Linked DNA regions of Homo sapiens: region 1 is linked to region 2. A link is an interaction called in ENCODE POLR2A ChIA-PET data of the cell type or tissue named here. Cell type or tissue: OCI-LY7. All regions are shown on one strand. Each heading gives the region's core, and the rest is flanking DNA. Links, peaks and the distances in the headings are about the cores only.

Region 1 (6,333 bases), core at 813-4,812, 910 kb before region 2:
GTTAGAATTGTTTTTTCTATTTCTATGAAAAATGATGTTATTTTGATAAGGACTGCATTGCATCTGTAGATTGCTTTTGGCAGTGTGGTCATTTTAATGATACTAATTCTTCCAATTCATGAGCATGGGATGTCTTTAAATTTGTTTGTGTCCTTTTCAATTTCTTTCATCAGTGTTTTGTAATTTTTCTTGTAGAGATCTTTCACCTACTCGGTTAAATGTATTCTTTTTTTTTTTTTTTTAAACACTATAGTAAACAGGACTGCTGCCTTGATTTCTTTTTTTGCTATTTCATTATTGATATATAGAAACAGTACTGGTTTTTGTATGTTGATTTTGTATCCTCCAAATTTACTGAATTTATCAGTTCTTATAGTCTTTTGGTGGAGTATTTAAGTTTTTCTGCATATAAGATCATGTAATCTGCAAAGTAATGAATTTTACTTCCGTATGGAAGTCAACTTGGATGCCTGTTATTTCTGTTGCCAGATTGCTCTGGTTAGAATTGTCAATATTATGTTGAATAAGAGTTGTGAAGGTGGGTGTTCTTGTTTTGTTTTAGGTCTTAGAGGAAAAATTTTAGCTTTTTCCTGTTGAGTATAATGTTAGCTGTGAGTTTGTCCTATATGGCCTTTATTATTTTGCAGAATGGTCCTTCTGTGCTTAGTTTGAGAGTTTTTAATATGAAGCGATGTTGAATTTTATCAAATGCTTTTTCTGCATCTGAGATGATCATATGGGTTTTGTCCTTTATTCTATTGATGTGATACCTATTATGTTAAACCATCCTTGCATTCCAAGTGTGAGTCCCACTTGATCATGGTGTATTACCTTTTGATGTTTTGTTGAATTCGGTTTGCTAGCATTTTGTTGGGGATTTTTGCATTGATGTTTCTTGGGGATATTGACCTGTAGTTTCCTTTTTTGATGTTGTTGTATCCTTGACTGGTCAGGGCCTTGTAGAATGAGTTAAGGAGAATTCCCTTCTCTTGGATTTTTGGAATAGTTTGAAGAGGATTGGTATTAGTTCCTTTGTATACATTTGGTAGAATTCAGCATTGAATCTATCCAGTCCTAGGCTTTTCTTTGGTTGGGAGACATTTTATTACTGATTCAGTCTCATTACTCATTGTTGGTCTGTTCAGGGTTTCTGTTTCTTCCTGATTCAGTCTGGGTAGGTTGTATGTTTTTTGGAATTCATCAATTTTCTCTAGATTTTCCAATTTGTTAGCATTCATACTATTCTCTGCTGTCTTTCATATTTCTGTGGTATCAGTTGTAATGTCTCCTTTTTCAATTTTGATTTTGCTGATTTGGTTCTTACCTCTTTTTTTTGCCTTGTCTAGCTAGCAGTTCATCAATTTTGTTTACCTTTTGAAGAACCAATTTTTCATTTCATTGATTTTTTTTTTTTTTTTTGAGAGGGAGAGGGGGTCTCTGTCTAATCTTCATTATATCTTTTCTTCTGCTGATTTTGGGTTTGATTTGTTCTTGCTTTTCTAGTTCCTTGAGGTGCATCATTAGATTGTTTATTTGCAGTCTTTCTACTTTTTTGATGTAGATGTTTACTGCTATAAACTTTTTAGTGTTGTTTTTGCTGTATCACATAGGTTTTGGCATGTTGCGTTTCCATTTTCATTTGAAGAAATTTTTTTATATCCATCTTAATTTCTTCATTGGCACAGTGGTGGATTGTGTTATTAAAAATATATATATATTTTGAAGATGGAGTCTTGCTCTGTCACCCAGGCTGGAGTGCAGTAATGCGATCTCTTCTCGCTGCAACCTCTGCCTCCTGGGGTCCAGCAATTCTCCTGCCTCAGCCTCCTGAGTAGCTGGGACTATAGGCATGTACCACCACGCCTGGTTAATTTTTTTTATATTTTTAGAAGAGATGGGTTTCACCATGTTAGCCAGGCTGGTCTCAAACTCCTGACCTCAGGCAGTCCACCAGCCTCAGCCTCCCAAAGTGCTGGGGTTACAGGCGTGAGCCACCGCACCTGGTTATGTTATTTCTCTTCTCTTCTCTTCTCGTCTCGTCTCGTCTCGTCTCTCTTTTTTTTGAGACAGATACTCACTGTATTGCCAGGTTGTAGTGCAGTGGCTTGATCTCAGCTCATGGCAACCTCCACTTCCCAGGTTCAAGTGATTCTCCTGCCTCAGCCTCCCGAGTAGCTAGGACTACAGGCGCCCACCACCATGCCCAGCTAATTTTTGTATTTTTAGTAGAGACGGGATTTCACCATGTTGGCCAGGATGATCTCAATCTCTTGACCTTGTGATCCGCCCACCTCAGCTGCCCAAAGTGCTGGGATTACAGGCGTGAGCCACTGTGCCTGGCTATGTTATTTAATTTTTATGTATTTGTATAGTTTCCTAAGTTCCTCTTTGTGTTGATTTTTAATTTTATTCCATTGTAAATTGAGAAGATTCTTGATATGATTTTGATTTTTAAAGATTTGTTTTGTGTCCTGACATACGGTCTGTCCTGGAGAATGTTCCATATGCTGATGAGAGCAGTTGTTGGATAAAATGTTTTGTAAATGTCTGTTAGGTCCATTTGGTCTAAAGTCTAGTTGGAGTCCAGTGTTCGTTTTTTGATTTTCTGTGCCAGTGATCTATCTAATGTTGAGAGTGGGTTGTTGAAGTCTCTCACTATTATTGTATTGGAGTTTATCCCTCTCTTTAGGTTTAGTAATATTTGCTTTCTGAATCTGAATTTTCCAGTTTGGTGCATATATATTTAGAATTGTTATATCCTCTTGCTGGTTATCCCTTTGTCGTTATATAATGACCTAATCTTTTTTACAGTTTTTTTTTTCTTAAAGTCTCTTTTATCTGATGTAAGTATAGCTACTCCTGCTTACTTCCTGTGGTTTCCCTTTGCATAAAATATCTTTTTTCATACCTTTACTTTCCATCTGTATGCATCCTTACAGGTGAAGTGTGTTTTTTGTGGGCAATAAGTAGTTGGACCTTGTTTTTTAATTCATTCACCTAGTTGATATCTTGTAAGTGGAGAATTTAATCCATTACATTTAAGGTTATTATTGATATGTGAGGTTTTGTTTTTGTCCTATTGTTTTCTAGTTGTTTTGTATATTCTTTCTTTTCCTTTCTTTTTGTCGTTGTGGTTTTGTGGTTTTCTGTAGGGGTGGTTTGAGTCCTTTCTCTTTCTTCTTACTTTGTGTATTTGCTTTACTCCAGTGAGTTTTGTACTTTTGTATGTTTTCATGGTGGCAAATGTCATCCTTTTGCTTCCAGGTTTAGAATTCCCTTGAGCATTTCGTGTAGGGTGGTCTAATGGTGATGAATTTCCTCAGCTTTTGCTTGTCTGGAGAAGACTTTATTTCTCCTTCATTTATGAAGGATAATTTTGCTGTATGTAATATCCTTGGCTGAAAGTTTTTTTTTTTTCCTTTCAGCACTTTTGAATATATCATCCCCTTCTATGTTGACTGTAAGATTTCTGCTGAGAAATCTGTTAGTCTGATGGGGGGGTCTTTTATAGGTGACTGGATACCTTTCTCTTGTTTTTAGAATTCTTTGTCTTTGTCTTTAGACAACCTGAGTAAAATGTGCCGTAGAGAAGACCTTTTTGCATTGTTTTTAGGGATCTTAGAGCCTCCTCTATCTGGATGTCTGTATCTCTTGCTAGACCTGGGAAGTTCTTTTTTTTTGAGACAGAGTCTCGCTTTGTCACCCAGGCTGGAGTGCAGTGGCGCGATCTCCGCTCACTGCAACCTCAGCCTGCCAGGCTCAAGCAATTCTTCTGCCTCAGCCTTCCGAGTAGCTGGGATTACAGGTGTGCACCACTACCACCCGGCTAATTTTTGTGTTTTTAGTAGAGACAGGGTTTCACCATGTTGATCAGGCTGGTCTCGAACTTCTGACTTTGTGATCCGCCCGCCTCAGCCTCCCAAAGTGCTGGGATTACAGGTGTGAGCCATCGCACCCGGCCCAGACCTGGGAAGTTTTAATCTAGTATTTTGTTGAGTTGATTTTCCATATTATTGGTCACTGTGTTTTGACTGGGTTATTTCAAAAGACTGGCTTCAAGTTGTGAATTTCTTCTGCTTGATCTAGTCTATTGTTGAAACTTCTGAATACATTTTGGATTTCGATTGTTTTTTGTTTTTTTTTTTTTTTTTTTTTTTGATGGAGTGTTGCTCTGTTGCCCAGGCTAAAGTGACCCCAGTTTACTGCAGCCTCTGCCCCCTAGGTTCAAGTGATTCTCCTGCTTCAGCCTCCTAAGTAGCTGTGATTACAGGCAGGTACCACCACACCTGGCTGACTTTTGTATTTTTGTAGAGATGAGGTTTTGCCGTGTTGGCCAGGCTGATGTTGCAGTCCTGTACTCAAGTGATCTGCCAGCCTTGGCCTCCCAAAGTGCTGGGATTACAGGCATGAGCCACTGTGCCCAGCCTCTGTTTTGTTCTTTTTAAATTCTCTCTCTCTCTCTCTCTCTCTCTCTCTATATATATATATATATATATATATAATTATTACTGAATTACAGAATAAAAATAAATAATTAATTTATTATTCATATTATTCATGTCCTGAATAACCATTCTGATTTCTTTGTATTTTCAGAATTATTTTGTATCGCACATAGCTTCTTTAGTATTAAAATTTTGAATTATTTTTCCAATATTTTTAAAAACTTTTTAATGGTATGTGTTCCTACGGAATTATTGTGTGCCCTTTGGAGGTGTCTCTCTCTCGCTTTTTTTTTTTTTTTGGCTTTTTAATGTTTCCTGTATATGTTGATATCTGTGCATCTGATGTGATAATAGCTTCTCCCAATTTTTTTGAATTTGCTTTCATAGGGGAGAACATTTTATTGAAGATATATCTATGGTGTTGCTTGGGTAGGCACCGTAGTTGTGATTCTGGATGTGTGCAGTCATGTAATCTCTGGATGATTTATTTGGCTTAAACAGTATCAGCAGTGGCTATGATTTTTCTCAGTGGTTTAGGGTGCAATTATTAGTGGAGGCAGTGGTGAAGTTTTGCTGGGGACTAGGATGCCAAGTAGACCAGCCTTTGCACCTCAGTCGTGGACCAAGCATGCCTCACCTTGGGCCCAGGGTGGCATATGCTGGTACTGGTGTTAGTGGGTCCAGGTAGGCTGATTCTTGTGCCTCGAGGTGGAGGCCCATACTTCCTCAGATGCCAGTAGTGGTAGCAGTTGGCTCTGTAGGTTGGACGGTTCTCGGGTCTGCAGCCAGCCAGTGTGGTGTGCGAAGACGGTGGCAGTGGTGGGTCAACCCTCTGGATCCCAGGAAGAGTGCACTTGTATTGGTGGTGGCTACAGTGGACTGGGCAGGCCAGTCTCCAGACCTACAGATGGTACATGCAGATAGGTGCCAGCTGTGGCAGTAGCAGCAGGGTGGGTAGGCCTAACCTCAGATCCCCAGGACAAGTGTTCAGGTGCTAATGATGTTGGATTGCGCTGGGCAGTCCCCTGTACTCCAGACTTGTGTGCTCTGGCATGGGCTGAGGGTGGGGCAAAGCTGGGTTGGTGGGCTTGTCCTCAGGCCCCCTGATGGTATTTGCAGGTACCAGTCATGGTAGGCAGGGGCAGGGTGATCCCTAAGTCACCAGCAGAATGTTCAGGTAGCCGGGGCAGCATTGGTCACACCGTTGCCCTGTCACTGGAGAGCCCAGGGCCATGTTAGTGGAGGCAAGTGTAGGCCAGCAGATGGGGAACACTCATGCATCAGCCCTAGCAGTGGTTCCCCACATCTCAGCCCTGTGTGCAGTAGCCCACACTTTGCTCATTCACGCCTCCACCCTGGGAGCAGTAGCTGGTGTATCTCTTGGCCTTAGTCCTAGCGCTGCTGGGCCCTAGGACAGTGTGTAGCCTGTTGGGTACAAGACTCTTAAGATGGTGCTTTGCTGTTGCTGCTTAGGTCTTAGAACATGTATGGGATACAGCATAAGCATCCTCCCTGTGGCTGTGCTGTCAACACAATCTCCTCGCAGTTCCTTATGTTTATTTCAGAGCCTGAAAGGATCTAGGAGCTCTCCCATGGCTAGGATTGCAGAAGTCCATGTGGGAATGTTGACAGCTGAGGGTCTCTAACCTGTTCTTTCCCTGCATTAGGGAGCCTCTCTTGGCTCCTGGCCAAGCAGGCTGCCTTGCTTCCCTTTCCTTCCTTGTTTTAGGTATTGGTTGTTAGTTTTTTGTTGAATTCCAGTGTTTTCTCTTGGACGATCTATACAAATTGTGGTTACCTTCTAACTATTTTGGTTCTTAGTGGAAGAGACAAATACAAAATGCCTCTAGTCACCCATCTTGAAACCCCTCTCTCAATCCTATTTAAT
Region 2 (6,333 bases), core at 1,650-5,649:
TCAGCAGATCCTCCAAAGCTTTGATGCCTCCTCAGGCTGCTTAAATCAGTATCACTTAAGAGAGTCTTCTCAGACAGGAAACAGGAAACCAGAAACTTTCTGCATCCTTTTGCTTTATGGTACCTGCTCTGGAACATGTTTTGTGGAGAAAATATGAAAACTTCAGCCAACATGGAATGAGTAAACTGAGAATTTTCCTTATTGATTTTCCTTCCCCACCCATCCTCGCGTCAGCACAACCTTTAAGAGTCCACTCTGTGCTGGGCACAGCTCGGACACCAGTCTTTGTCCTCTTGGGGCTTATGGTCCAGAGGGGCAGACACATTAACTGAAGAACTGCCCCAAGTGTTGAACTCTAACAATGACAGAGTCAGGAGGGAGAAGCACAATGGGCTACGAGCAAGTATGGAAAAGGCCCAGGCCAGATGGGGGAGGCATGTGAGGCTTCCCTGGGCAGCAATGGCTCGTGGAGAAAGGAGAGGGCAGGTGGACAGGGCTTCCAGGAAGAAGGCGAGTCCTAGAGAGGAGGGGACACTGTTAATGGGAAAACAGTGCAGAAATAGACAAGGTGCGTGGCATGAAAGGGATGAACAACAGGCCCAGGAGCACCGGGAAGCGGCTGCTGTAGAATTGCACCAGACAGAGGAGAGCAGCTCAGCAGAGGGCGGAGGCGGCAGCAGAAACGAAAGAAGCAGAGAGACTCCGGCATGCTGAAGTGCTGAAATCTATGGGGCTTGATGATGACAGACTAGAAATGTAGGGAAAGATGGAGGGAATGCTGCATGCATGCGGGGGAAGCTGGTGGGTCCAACGACTGGCACAATGCATCTTAAGAGAAGAGTTCAGTTTTGAGCTTGTTAAACTTCATGCGCTCTTGGGACATCTAAGTGTCAATGTCAGGTAGGCCGTGGACAGGTGGGTCTGAAGTTCCCAGGGGCAGCAGGGGCAAGAGATAAAAATGTGTGTATCTGTGCATCAGACATTAGCTCCCCAGAGGAGTGGATGAGGTAACCTGGAGAGGGGCCGGTGTGATGGGGAGGAAGGCGGAGAAGCAGTCTTCAAGAACGGGAATGTTTCCAAGCCTGGAGAAGAGGATGAGAAAGGGGAAAACTGCCATCGAGGCAGGAAGTGAAAAAGCACAGGGCCACCCAATGGGAGTGAAGGGAAAAGGGGGTTCAAACATGCTATGGGATGATCATGATGCTTTTGAGAAGGCAGGGACTGGGAAATGTCAGCCAGATTGAACGGCACAGGAGGTCCTTGGCAACCTTGGCAGAGTTGTTTCGGTGGAGTGTAGCAATGGAACCCAGACTAAGTTGAGTTAAGGAAATGCTGGCACTGCACAGGGCTGATTTCTAAGGAGCCTGGCAGGGAAGGACAGGAGCGAGATGAAGAGGGATGAGGGACAGAGGGAGGACCTGACAGAGAAGGGACATTCCGTAGCACTTCTCGAGAAAGTGGGAGGGGATGGGATTCAGGCATGCAGGAAGGAGAGGCTCTGAGGAGGGAAGCGACTTTCCTGTTCACAGGAGGGAAAAGAGATAGGTGTCATGGGGAGGGAGCAGAACTGATGGAGGGAAGATGGGGCTCCCGACCACTGGCTCCTATTTTCTCTGGGGATTAGGGCCATGGCCACCTGCTAAGAGTGAGAAGCAGGCTGAGGACTTCAAAGGTTAAAGAGAACACAGAGAGCTTAAAAAGGGGACTGCAGAATGTGGATGGACAAGTTTAAATAGAGACAGGAGGCTGGGCTTCCGGGCAGAGCTGAGCGTCATCCACAGTTTGTGATGGTTCACGTACAGGAACCAAGTGAACTTGTGGATGACATTCCTCATTCTGGCAGAGCTCAACCCCAGGGTGCAGGTGCAGAGACAGGATGACAGGCGTTCTTCAGGATGGAGGGTGTTTGCTGGCTGAGTGTGACATAAAGGGGAAAGGAGTTCCAGGACCATCACTTGGAAATGGAAAGTCAGTACAAAACAAGATCCCTGACTGTAAGGAGTTTTCCACTGTAGTCGATGGTGCAAGACCTTCACATGTAGTAAAATACCAAGCAGCACAGAAGAAATGCTGAAGCCAGACAACAAGTGCCACAGAAGCACAGAGCAGGAGCCCGTGGTCACGGGTGTGGGTGACGGGCTTCTTGGAAGGAGTGCAGCCCTACATGGCCCTTGAGGGACGGAGAGTTCTGACTACTGTGTCATTTAAATGTCAGGGAAACACAAACTTTTAGCTATTCCCCATCTTCCAAAACCAGACTACCCCAAGAGGTAGAGAATGTTTGGTCCTCTTTATCTAAGAAGACAAGAAATGAGACAAGAAGAAAAATCAAATGGTTTACATGGAATCATAAGATGCTGAAATTAAAAGAGAATTTCGGAGATCATATAGTCTAACCTCTCATTTTGCAGATTGTAATATGTCCTGGTACAGCAGTATCTATACCTTCATAATTGAGTAGTGCGGCAGGATACTGAGTTAGATCTGACAGCTACTTTATGGCTACTTTATCTTTCTTCCAGGTGGCCTTTCATTCTTTACATTTGCATCACATTGCTTTTGGCTTTATTTCCCCTCCGGATTCCCCCCAGAAAACTTCTTCGTCAGGTGGTAGCTAGATTTAATGACTTGTAAACAAACACTTCACAAAACAGAGGATCTACTACTTAAAAGAGAAGCTTTTAATTAGTAAACTATTTTTTCAATAGTGTACCCATGAGCCTCTATATTATTTTTTCTACAACACATTTTATTGTGTTGTATATGAGGCTTAGCGATCATTCGTCAGTTTTACTGAAATGGATTACTTGCAGAGCTGCTTAATAACTGAAAAGACATTTAACTTCCTGAAAAACTCTCTCCTTTAGCCTGTTACTTTGCTCTTACCCAAACTAAAATATATTGCTTGTCTCTAGTTCAAATTTTGGTGCAAATGCAGGTAATGGCAATGAGCTCCCAGATTGAAGAAGGCTGAGTTAATCCTATTTGTTAACTTCAATATTTTATATAGCGCTCTGGGCTGTGAACTTTCAGATTTCAAAATAAAGATTCTTGGGTTTCAAAGTCTCCAGTTTTAGAAAACTTTAAATTATTAGTTTGGCATCCTACCTAGACCAACCATTCTATATGATCTACCCTAAAATTGATAACTAACAGTGGTTTATCATCATTATTTTACACTTATTATCAGGATTTTTTTTTTAAAAGATAGGGTTGCTCAGGCTGGAGTGCAGGGGCATGATCATGGCCAACTGCAGTCTTGAACTCCCAGGCTCAAGCAGTCCTCCTGCCTCAGTCTTCTGAGAGCTGGGACTACAGGCGCACACCACCATGCATGGCTAATTTTAAAAATTTTTTTGTGGTGACAAGGTCTTGCTATGTTGCCTGGGCTCAACAGATCCTCTTGCCTCAGCCTCTCAAAGTGTTGGAATCACAGGCATGAACCATCCCACCTGTCCTTTCATCAGTATTTTTTATACAAAGAATTGACACTTTTCTAAGATACTTATATTGGGAACACGCACACATATAGTTCTATCTATATGTTACATAATGTTCATAAAGGAAACAGAAAGATTTGTGTTAACCATTACTGTTTTGAAGGAAAGAATCATACACCCTTTATAGGAATAAGCATATATTGTGAAATCCAAACAGTTTTTAATTCATGAAGATGAAAGTGGTTTTTGAGTTTATTAAAATTTTCTTAGGTTAGCTGAACAAAGTGAAAGCACCAGTTATACTATCACATACAGGCCACCTTTAAGGTTCCTTCAGGTTGCAAATATTCAATAAAATTCTCACAGCAAAAGAGCAATATCACTTTACACTTAATGGTTGTCAAATACTTAATGGTTGTCAATCCCCTTTGGCAAACACAGTATAGTTCTCTCTGTACTGCTGGTCACACTCACAGGCCTGTAAAACAAGTGTATTAGAAATTCCCCGCCCCACACAGAGTGGCTGGAGCCTGGGGCCCCAGGGCATCCTGGGAGCGACTTCTTGTTCCTGTTTATGCCGGACTTCTTGTTCCTGTTTATGCCGTGCCAGTCACCCCCAAATTGCAGGTGTGGGTCTGCACTGCCTTGCTGCCCGGCCATTGGGCATCAAAGCTGCCCATGCTGGGGCTCCAAAGATGACATAAAATAAAGCAGCTTTGTTGTCTGCATCAATAGAAACAGGGTCAAACGGGGCGGAGAGGGCTAGTGCAGAGCGCCAAAATGTCCCTGATTATGGTATGACTCAAGAGTGGGGGCAGGGGAGAGAGCAGAGGGGGAGCTGACATGTGGCAGGGAGAGGGAGGAAGCCGGGGAGAGCTCCTCAGGCTTGGCTCAGCTTTACCCTAACTCACTGCCACACTTGGCACTAACCTTACGGCTCATGCTAGGTGCACATGTGCCAAGACCCACGTGAGGCACTCCACACACAGTATCTTATCTGATCTTTACAACCCAAGGGGGTAGAGGTGCTATTATCATGCCCATTACACAGATAAGGAAATTGAGGCTTAGTGAGATTAGAAAAGGCCCAAGCTATTAAACAGTAGAGCTGTACCTGGAACTCAGTCCAATCTTAAATCTTCTGCCAACATAACTCACATGAGTTACCTGGAATATAAAATTCAGGGAGCTGGACTGGCTGAGCCCAAGATACTTTCAAATTCCTAACAGCCAGTGAGATAAGATTCCTAGCAACTTCATAAGATATCTGCCTGAAATTTAAGTCTTCATTGTGTTCAAAAAAACTTCTAAAAGATTCCTTATTTAAAAAAAAAAAGTAATTAAGTACATGTTTAGGGCAGATGATAAAATACACACTTAACTGAATATGTACCATGGGCTACTACAATTACACCAGCTGTGGTATAATAGCACAATGTAAATCTGGAAAGAACTGTGTGACTGAAAAGTTGTCATCTAACATTTCTTGTCATTTTAAAAAAGGGAAAATAAATACTCCTCAAAGCTCCATTAAATCTTAATGAATCATACACAATATCCTTGAAGGATGTAAAATCTACTTCTAAGCCAATTATTTATTAAAGCCAATTGTCTCAGTTTCCTTCATGAAAAATATAATTAACACAAAACACAGTAACATTTATGTGGGCCTTTCCTTTTAAATTACTATATAGCCCAACTCAGAAAAGGTACCTTGATTCCTCTCCTGAGCAAGGCATTGACATTTACATCACATGCAAGTTCCCTCCAACACTGCAAAACACACAGGTTTGTTTTTTCGTGTGAGACTGGCTGACTGCAATGAGTATCACTCCTGCAGATGTAAGACTAAATTCACACTGGCAGGAAAAGAGAGGTTGCAATTAAGCTGCAAAAATGGGAATACTAAATAGCTACTGGACAAGGAATAAATAAGTGAGACCCAGCTGGTAACGGTTCTGAAATTACGGCATACAGGGGTGTCCCCACAAAGCCATCTCACAGTGTGACATTTAAAAAATAAACCTCACTAATTTATATCATTTTTAAGTCAAGCAAAGAATATGCTCATAAATCCTGAGAGGCATTATTAATGGCACTTAATTAATTCAGATATATTCACCCTAAACACTATGTTCTCAGACTAATACATAATTAGTAATTGGTTTTCATTCAGCCAAGAATATGCAAAAAGTACCAAAAAAGCCTCTCACATGTAGAGGAGACACTGAGATACTTAATCTGATTATAATGAAGACAATTCCCTACAAATTATGACATATTGAGATGAAACAGGAAGCACCCCTTGTGTGGAGCCCCTGTTGGGTATAAAGGCTGGCGGAAGTGGCAGGGGGCCTGGAGGGGGAGCTATTTCATGGCAGCATGAGCATGGGGGAAGACAGGAGATGTCGAGAGTGGGTTGGGAATTATCTTGAAAGGCCCGTGCATCCCTCCTCAAAAATCTCAAGACACAGATTGAAAAAGGGCTCACTTTATCTCCCAAGATACATTTCTACTACTTAAATATGAGGGCCTATTTTAAAACATAATTCAATAACAAAAATAACCAGAGCGAGCTAAGCACAAAGGGTTCAAGATCAATGAGGGCCCAACAGGAAGAAGTGTAACGCATAACTTGATATGATGACTATTCTAGATACTACTGTAATTAATTTCATAGGGAAATCAAACAATAAATATGTCATACCAGATTCCCTAGACTCTGCAAGTTTTGCAATTGCTTCTGGCTTCTACAAATGGATGCTCGCTAGGTTCACGACCTAAAATGTGATATGAGTTCAACATTACAGATAAAAATCTCTCCTCTCTTTCCCCACATCCCTTCCTATCAGTATCTTAAAATAGATACTTTCCACTTACTGGACTCATCCTA

What was found. Peaks named below come from ENCODE experiments on the same cell type or tissue, not always from the same donor. Only the 100,000 strongest peaks of a DNase experiment are listed, where the experiment ranks them.
Region 1: POLR2A ChIA-PET joins it to region 2 with 13 read pairs; 1 of 35 experiments calls an interaction of 5 or more read pairs at or near these places.

The regions. Positions count from the first base shown.
Region 1 is chr10:21,699,883-21,706,215 of GRCh38, forward strand. The region is part of intron 13 of MLLT10 (MLLT10 histone lysine methyltransferase DOT1L cofactor); the gene reads left to right. Among named protein-coding and RNA genes, the nearest start is that of MLLT10, 170 kb to the left of the region's middle. In OCI-LY7, for the core only: no CTCF peak of the experiment used is centred there; DNase peaks (open chromatin) are centred at 2,889 and 3,149; H3K4me3 peaks cover 1,193 bases; H3K27ac peaks cover 1,478 bases.
Region 2 is chr10:22,611,931-22,618,263 of GRCh38, forward strand. All of the region lies in intron 1 of PIP4K2A (phosphatidylinositol-5-phosphate 4-kinase type 2 alpha), which reads right to left. Among named protein-coding and RNA genes, the nearest start is that of PIP4K2A, 99 kb to the right of the region's middle. RefSeq lists enhancers at 3,532-4,100, 3,840-3,909, 3,960-4,009, 4,040-4,279. In OCI-LY7, for the core only: no CTCF peak of the experiment used is centred there; a DNase peak (open chromatin) is centred at 3,981; H3K4me3 peaks cover 1,608 bases; H3K27ac peaks cover 2,149 bases.